Regions from separate parts of the Homo sapiens genome. Here region 2 is linked to region 1. A link is an interaction called in ENCODE POLR2A ChIA-PET data of the cell type or tissue named here. Cell type or tissue: HepG2. All regions are shown on one strand. Each heading gives the region's core, and the rest is flanking DNA. Links, peaks and the distances in the headings are about the cores only. Region 1 has its middle 160 kb from the start of SCML4. Region 2 overlaps SOBP (sine oculis binding protein homolog).

Region 1 (4,397 bases), core at 82-4,081:
ACTGTTAATTGTAATGTACATTTCTCCAAGGATTGCTAAACATCATTTAGTTGCATTACTTCATTTATACCTCACAACAACCCTATGAAGTCGGTATTAGTATTGCCATTTTACTGATGAGGAAACTGAGCACACAGTTGTGGCACAGCCTGGAACTATACTTGGGGAGTGTGAGCTCGGAGCCCACACTTCACTGCACACTCCCATTTGGGCCTTTCTCTTGTGGATGGATGGATGTCTACGTGCTGTGTACATGAGAACAGAGCCAGTTTATTGAATACCTCATTTCACTTTCACACGTGTCAGTTCATCTTGGAGAGCATCAACCTTGGAGGTGACACAGAGGAGCGTAACAGTGATTCTCATCTCTTGAGTTACAGAAAAAGTCAATTGCCCATCTCTTTTTAACCTAACAAACTTCCCATAAATTCCCATCCTCTATGAGAGAACTCTGTGCAAACATTGCCGCTTCAGAATCTAATAAGTAAGAATGCCTAAGGAGATCCACTCTGTGGCCCTTTACTGTTCTTATTTCCCCTCCTCTGCTTTCCTCTAACCAGCCTTGGAGCTCCTGAATGCAAGGGTCAGGGTAAGGCATCTTTGCCTTCTGCATGGACAGGCGGAGTTGTTTGGCGTCTAGCTCCCTGGCTGCTGTGCCTCTCATCCACCGTTGGAGCAGTATCAGTTGAGTTCCTTGAATCTTCTCCATGTCCTCTGTGTCCTTCAAAACCCCCTTTCCTATTTCCTGCTCTGGGCTTCCCTCCAGACCTTCTGCAGTTAAAACTGTTGGGGTGTCCTGGAGTCCTGAGCAGCAGGCGAGGGGCCACCGCCTCTCCAGCTGTGTGGACATGGCTGGCTCACAGGACGGCATGTAAGGGTCTCAGCTGGAAGTCACTAGGTCTCAGGGATAACAGGAAAAACCTCTCATTATTTCCAGTCTCCTACGTCTCATGCAAACAATCACATTCCATTTTAATGTTTCATGTAAAATGATTTCTGGTGTTGGAAATACTTGAGAAAAACACTTTTTAGGAAAGGCTAGGTTGTGAGTGAGTGAGCTCTGGAAGGCATGCCTTTGACATTGGTAAAGAAAAGGAAGGTAGAAACTGAAACTTATTTAGCTAGAACCTTTAGACTATGTGTTTGTTTTTATTCTTCTTTCTAGGTTTACTTAAACAAAAGAGAAGGCTTGGTACAAAGTAAAAACAATGAAAACAATGGTAGAGAGGGAAAAAGAAGAGTTTTATAAAACAGCAGGACCGTACCTAAGCCCTTTAATTTCACACTCCCCAGCATGACTGAACCTCACCCCACACCAAGACCTCCCTTCCCAATCTCCATCACAGGCCTCACAGTATCTCCTTCGCACACAGTGGCTGGATTAGGGCTCGGACCGAAGGCCAGGAATGAAATAAGATACTTTTATACTTATTGATCCTTTAAAAAAGAGTTCATTTTCATGAAACTTTAATTCACTTTTTTTTTCTTTTTTAGCTTTTTAGCCTAACTGCTACACATTTTCTCCCTGTTCTTTGTGAAATGCTAATCCAGCCCAGGGTTTTCGTTTTCCGGGTGTAACTTTTCAGAAATTGTATATCTGCATAGCAACCCCGCAAGGGCTGCCTATGTCACGGTATCACATGTCAGAAAGATGAAAAGGACTCCAAATCTAAGCTCTCCACAAACTTGGCCCTCCGATTCTGGGCCAGAGAGCTTCTTGGCCTTAATATAAATGGCAGGAGAGACATTTCAGGGCCAGAAAGGTGCAAACTTTTATCTTGTTGATGACAGAAAACGACGCATGACCTCAGCTTAGCTCGGTGGGGACGATCAAACCAGAAACAAAGGCCGTATTTTTCTCTGCTCTTGTCCCTGCTGTCAGCTTCCAAGTGCAACCTGAGCCTGGATTCCGAACCCAGTGTCCAGATTAGAGATTGTTGACTCAGATTTAGTGGTGAAACGTGAGCCGGACTCTGTTGATGGCAAGCCTTGAAGAAGCAAGTTTACTTAAGCCAAGAGAGAGATTGTATGTCAGACCAGAGCCTGGCTTTTCTTTATCACAAACTTCCTGATCTGCCTCTGTTTTAATAGTTTCCACCACCACCACTGAGAGCAAGAAAGAGAGTGAGACAGAGAGACATAGAGAAAGAGAGAGGAAGCACCCCTCTCAGTTCCGTCTCTTCAGTGTTATAAATCAGGAAATTAACAAGTGTGTAACTGGCCTTTGCCACAGTCAAAGACAATGAGCCTTTTGTGTTTCTAACTGGGGGCCGGCACTTAACATAATCAATGAAGAACTCTACTCAGAAAGGATGAAAAATGGAGGCTTGATCCGGCCATTTAAAGGATCTTTCCTAATACTCAGGCACATGGCTTTTATGAGACGCAAACACGGCTTAGAACCTTGCCTTTGGTCTGAAGGCGGGTCATTAAGAGAAATCATTACATCGCTTTCCCTGTCTCTGTCTCTCTCTCCGTTTTTCTTTGGCTCCCTCCTGGCTTTTCCTTGGCTTCTGATTCCATCCCTCTTTTAGATTCTCTGTGCCTTCAGTAATTTATGTGCAAGATATTTTCCCAACCTCCAAATGTTTTTCCATTTGGCAAACCATGTCCCGAAGCCTCCACACAATGTGACTGTAGAGTTCATTTATGCTAGAGAACATAAGCTTGGTTAATGGACAAGCCTAAGTGGCCAATGGCAGTGACCCTGTGGGCCTGGGCCGTCAAGGACTGATCCTCGGGGCTGCCCCAGGGGATGCAGTGGAGGTGGGTGTCGGGGAGGAGTGTCTTTTCCAGGTTGCCACAGATGCTTGGCTTCGACCCTCCTTGTCTCCAAAAGGGAAAGAATTCCTTCCAAGCCCCTTTCTCGTATAGTTTTTGGAAGCTTCAGGGCACCATATGGAGAATCATTTCATGATCCTCCTGATGGCTTTTACGTGAGCAGCTATAAATTGGATGGTTTCCTTCAGGTCTGATATCCTGCAGTACCTGCCATGGATTGTCAGGAAAGTCACTGAATATGTTAGTCCTGTGCCGTTCTTTGGGGGAAAGAAGGCCCAGACCCCCTCCTGGGAGGGACCACTATTACTTTGAGAAATGAAAACTAGAGAAGGGGGTAGGGTGGCACGTGGTGCAAAAGCCTGGAAGCTCAGGAGGGTCATGTGCCCCAGTGAATTTTTCATTCCAAAATCTTAGATTAGGACTAAGGCAGGAGTTGAGGCTGGTGCCTCTTCTCAAATGCCATGCTCATTGGCTTCTCCCTTGAGGCTCTTAATAAGCCTGGCTGGGCGGGGCCACTCTGTGAGATAAAGATGAGGTTAATGGGCTGGGTTTATGTCCAGGCGCTCACAGGGTATAACTAGACAGCATTTGGCTTCTGAAATATGAGCTCTATTCATTGAGTAACTGGCACTTTTTCTTTCTAAACAGTTGCAATGATATAATACAACTCTCTCCGTTTTACTTCTTTAAAAGGTGCCACATGAAGGGCTTTCTCAACTCTTGACCCAGGCATCTGTGGATTTAATAAGCAAATCAAAAGCAAAGAGCCATCCTCATAAGAAAAAGGCTTTAGGCGAGTTTTTTAAGGGGCCTTCTTTCGCTTAGATAACCATTTCCTTAACTGAATTCCTTTGACCCTATACATCTGAGCCAGGAGGGCAGAGGTTGGTTAGTGTATTCTACTGGGCCACACATTAATAAGGAATGGAGCCCTTCAACTGTTTCCCAAGCATCTCTGAAAAAAAAGTCACAAAAATCAGAGTACTGAAGACTGGTTGGCTCTGGGAACGCATTCACTCAGATGTATTTTTAGGCTTTTGTTTATCTGTCTTGATTGATAAAGTAATGATCAAAATGCGTTAGAAAATAATAGCCAACTGGTGAGAAATGGAACAGTTGGAGGCAGCGCGGCAATGGAGGAAAGCATCGCAGACTCCCCCAGACTTTCCAGAGAAACCCCGGGAAAATCCTCTTCTCTTCTCCTTTCTCTTCTTTGGGGAGCTGATCAGGGCTCTGGCTTGATAAAGCCCATCCCCCACCCCCCCACGTCGCAGAGTAACTCATTAACCCCCCCAGAAAGGCTGCCCGAGTCCTCGTTTCCCTCTCCTCACCTCTCCTCCATCCCTCTTCGCTCCGAAGGCTGCCGCAGGCCAACCAGAACCCCAGCAGATGTTTGTGTTTTATGAGCCAAACGGGAGCCTGAAGGATCAACCAAATACCAGCCCCTCTGAGAGGGGAACCAGGCCATCTAACACGAGGAACACAGAAGGCCGCCCGTCCAGCAGGGCTGGGGCTTCCAGGGAGCAGAAGGAGGGCTGAATAATTAGCTGGCACAGCCTCGTGTTGGCCCATCGCTCTGTCCTTCTGAAGAGCTCACAGAGGCCTTTAATGGGGGC
Region 2 (4,397 bases), core at 155-4,154, 130 kb before region 1:
TTTAATAATTTGAAAGGCCGGGCGCCATGGCTCATGCCTGTAATCCCAGCACTTTGGGAGGTGGAGGTAGGAGGATTGCTTGAGCCCAGGAGTTGAAGACCAACCTGAGCAATAGCGCGAGACCCTGTCTCTACAAAACATACAAAAATTAGCTGGCTGTGATGGTGCTCACCTGTAGTCCCAGTTACTCAGGAGGCTGAGGTGGGAGGATTGCTTAGCCCAGGAGGCTGGGGCTGCAGTGAGCCATGACTGTGCCATTGTACTCCTTCCTGGGCAACAGAGCAAGACCCTATCTCAAAAAAAAAAAAAAAAAAGATCGAAATACTTCTTCAATATCATGATATTGTGGTTCCCCAGCAGATCACAGTGGGAAGAAACCAATGTGGCTCAGAGATGAGGATAAGGATGCATTAAAAAGAAAAAGATGATATAGACAGAAACAACATTTGCAAATGATGCCATTAAGATTTCCTAACAATCATTATAATAATAACATAAATAATTCAAGGAGGAGAATATTCTGTTATTGGCATTTCTTTTACTTTCAGACTATATTCTTGGTTATACAGCGATCTCTTCTTAGAAGACATTTCTTTTGGAAGAACCCATCTCTAATTAGCATGTATCATCATGTTATTTGGAGTTATATTTTATTTAGACATAGTCTATTTGTCTTTTTATTAAAGTTGAATATATCCTGGGAAAGATTTCTCAGTTTCAGACTTAATTATAGAACCAAGTAGTACAGAAGAAATGTGTAACAATTGCCCTGTTAATCTAGTGATTAACCTGTCTACTCTTTTTCCTTTAAATACCTGCAAGATTTAATTTGCAAAATGGCTATCATTCATGAAGGCTTGGAGAAGGACATTAAGAAATTACTTGCAATTAATGTCCCCTGACCACCTGAAGCTCAGGCCACATACTTGCTTTTGCCAGTTGCTGGCAAATATCTTTGGCCCACCAGTAAATGCACCTGGGGAGCCCCAGGGTTCTTCCTGTGGATTCCCCTTGGTTTTAACAGCCACCAGTGAGCCTCCTGAATCTGTCCAGCTGCACCCTGGCCTGCAGGATGATTGCTTGGTTTTGCAGTGTTCCTTAGTACTGTACTATAAGCCTATTCACTGCCTCATGTGTATAGTGGCTTCTCCTCCCAGGGTTTTAGTCTGCAGGCCAGTGGCTGAGCTCCCTTTTGGTCATAGCAAACGGGTGTTCTCAGAAAGCTCTGGGGAAAAGAACAACAAACCCAAGTGTTTCTTATTGTCTTGTATTTTGAAATACAGAATGGAATATTGATGAGCTGCTGCAAATGAGAGGCTGGAAAAAGCAATCACAGAGGAGGGGTAAACGTCAGTCCTTGGAAACACATTTGGGAGTAGGGTTAGAGCAGGAAGGTTCTGGCTAGTGAAGTAAAGTGTAGGTCCGTTTAAAGTGACACACAGGCTCTTGAGGAGAGCTAGAAAGTGTTCCAAGGCAGAGGTTCTGCAGACAGGGTGGGACATAGTACTCTAGAAAGCCATCAGAAGCTTGGGGAGAGGTATGTGACCTCATGTTCACCAAAACACTTGAAAACCACTTGAGAAACTCTGGTCTAAGGGATACCTGGAACACAGCATGGGGCAAGTAGGTTTGTACTGAAAGGAACAGCAACCACTTCTAGTTTTTAATGAGCCACATGTTGTGAGACTGTGAAGGAAACAGCAATAATTCTAACCCATTAGCCAGAATGGACATCAGTTTCTGAATAACATTAGATATTTTAAATTAAATGTGAAGAGTTGATGAAAACTCGAAATAGCTTCAAGCCCCAGTCTGTGTTCAACATTTTTCAGTGAGCGGAAGGAAGAGAGGGAGTTTTTCATAAATCAGAATCCGGTCACCTGGGGATCAATACACAGTGCTATTGACATATATGCTGGAATGTTAATTTTCAGACATAGTACATCTCTGGCCATCCTTCTGGTGAAGGCTAATGCTGTTCACTTAAATCAAGTTTTTTCTCATCGGAACTGCCGGTAATTATCCAATCCATCTAAAAGGCACGCTCCCTTTTAACATTAACCACAGTGTCAGATTGCATCAGCCACATTGTGTTCTGGTGACTGCTTCTGCAGAGTGATGAATGTGCGTGTTTGGAGTTCATAGTCCGACTGTCTGTTTGGGCAGTGGGCAGTTCAGTGAAACAAATGATCAGGAAGGGATCTATTTATTTGGGACGAACATTCTCCTTATTGATCCAGTCACTTACATTTCCAACTCTCTCACCTTGCCACTAACAGTGTTCAGCTTTATCTGAAGAATGAGCGTTTAAAGAATTATCTTACAGGTCATTTTGATGTGATTCTCTGATCATAAGCTGCATTCAGCACAAAGTTACTCTTTGTGCCTGACTTAAAAAGGAAGGTGTTGTGAGACTTTATTAATAAAAAACAGAGGAGGGAGAAGGTTCTGAGAGTGCTTGGTGAACTGTCCTGAGAAACCAAGAGATAATGATTATTCTTTTTCCTGGAATAGTAGTTATACTCTGTTGATTCAGTGCTTTGTTAAAAATGTTAAGTATCTGAATAAGTGCAGGCATAAAAGGGCAGGTGGCTTGCCTTGAGATATTTTAAGGTAGTAGATTAAGTCCTGAATTTTTCTTGTACACCTTTGCAATGTCTGGTCACAATGCCTAGTATAGTCGAGAGGCCCCATGGGGGATCCAAGCTATAGGCATGCCTGTGATTATCTTAATTTCTCCTCCATTTCAATACCTCTGGATAGCTTATGTACACATAAACAGAAGTGTGAACTGGCCAAGCCATATGTAATTCTTTGTTCCTCGGGCTCTTTGCTCTTTGTTTATATTATCACAGATTAGAATGGAATAAAGAAAATCTTGCTACAGATGGTCACTTCATTTCTGTCCCAGCAGTTGAGACTGAGAATGGGAAATTCCCTATGTTACAATCCACTCTTAGGGTGGCTGTGCACACAGTGGAATCTAATGTCTACTGACAGACTGCCTTTGGAGGTTACAAACATCAGTCTATTGCATTCTCTGTAAACACAGGCTGTGGGCCAGAGCTGGGCTCTGCTACAAGCTCTGTGAGGCAGATCAATGGTTTAATGAATCCATAAAGATGCTTGAACTCTGCTGCAATTTACTGAGCACTCTAGTTAAATGAAACTCCTGTAGTCTTTAACAAAGATAGTGATAATCGATGGCTGGGGATGGAAGTCCATGTCCAGCAGTCACAACCTCCCAGAAGTTGTGTTGTCTCATTGCTAACAGAGGTTTAGTCACATTCAGTTTCTGAGGCTCACTGTGTCTATGTTGATATTTGCTCAATGTTTGAGAGCTGAATTTGGCCCAGAAATGACATAATCTTAGTAATGTTGCTTCTGTGAGGACTATTTTTAAACTATGGAATATTATTTAAAATAAATTTCTTTAAAGTGACAAGATTAAGCTCAAGAATTATATTTGTTCTAACAGGTAGTGTCTTTGTAAGTCATCCCCATGATGAAAAGTAAATAGCGGAATAAAATCCATTCCTGATTAAGTCCTCAAAATGTCAAATTGCATAGTGTTGGAGAGCCCTGATTAATTTTTCCATGGTAAAATATTCCTCATTAGTTTGCTGTGGTTGAGGGTTAACCACTCCTATTATAAATTCAGACATTAATGTATTTTCTGCTTAATTCATCTTCGAATAGAGGAAAATATAGTTAGTAGATATGAATTTTGTACTTCCAAATGTGCTTTGGAAACATTATACTGATTTATGAGAGAGCTTTGGAGGCATGTAGGATAATTCCTTCATAAATATGTTGAAATGTATTTAAAGGTATTTAACCACCTTTGATCGTAGAAAAACAAGTGCCTTGACTTTGAAATGATTATTTTTCCATCGAAATAGTAGAAGTTATGACGTAATTCAAAGATTTTGCATCTGATTTTTGTCACAGAAACTTAAACTTTCTTAATGTTTAACTTTCTTGATTAGCTAATTAGCATTAATTAATCCCACTCCCACTCCAATAACTATATTTTGGAGGCTCAATGGGTAATAGGAATTTTGAGATATTATGACTGCAAATTTTCACTGGCCTTTTGCCAGACATTCCATGGTAAAGCAGTGATTTTTATGTGGATCTCATAAATGATATGTTATCTTATAATCTGTTTTGATAGAATGATTTCATATCATTTAAAATATGGTGAGCATTTTTATGACTGCACATCTAAATCTTTGTTATAAGGAGAATCTTTGAAGGATGTGACACTTTCTGTGATAAACTGTAGGATTGTATGTTTCATAAGTGGAGCAATATAAATTGATAACAAAGAAAAAGGGGAATTTGCCCGACAGGAGATAAGTACCTCCCTACAGCTTTTTGTTTTTAGCCACACT

What was found. ChIA-PET counts read pairs that join two places held together with the same protein. Peaks named below come from ENCODE experiments on the same cell type or tissue, not always from the same donor. Only the 100,000 strongest peaks of a DNase experiment are listed, where the experiment ranks them.
Region 2: POLR2A ChIA-PET joins it to region 1 with 8 read pairs; 4 of 35 experiments call an interaction of 5 or more read pairs at or near these places.

Annotation. Positions count from the first base shown.
Region 1 is chr6:107,664,663-107,669,059 of GRCh38, forward strand. No RefSeq gene overlaps it. Among named protein-coding and RNA genes, the nearest start is that of SCML4, 160 kb to the right of the region's middle. RefSeq lists enhancers at 3,844-4,344, 4,345-4,397. In HepG2, for the core only: no CTCF peak of the experiment used is centred there; DNase peaks (open chromatin) are centred at 1,909 and 2,269; H3K4me3 peaks cover 1,098 bases.
Region 2 is chr6:107,537,524-107,541,920 of GRCh38, forward strand. All of the region lies in intron 4 of SOBP (sine oculis binding protein homolog), which reads left to right. Among named protein-coding and RNA genes, the nearest start is that of SOBP, 50 kb to the left of the region's middle. In HepG2, for the core only: no CTCF peak of the experiment used is centred there; DNase peaks (open chromatin) are centred at 2,108 and 3,138; H3K4me3 peaks cover 822 bases.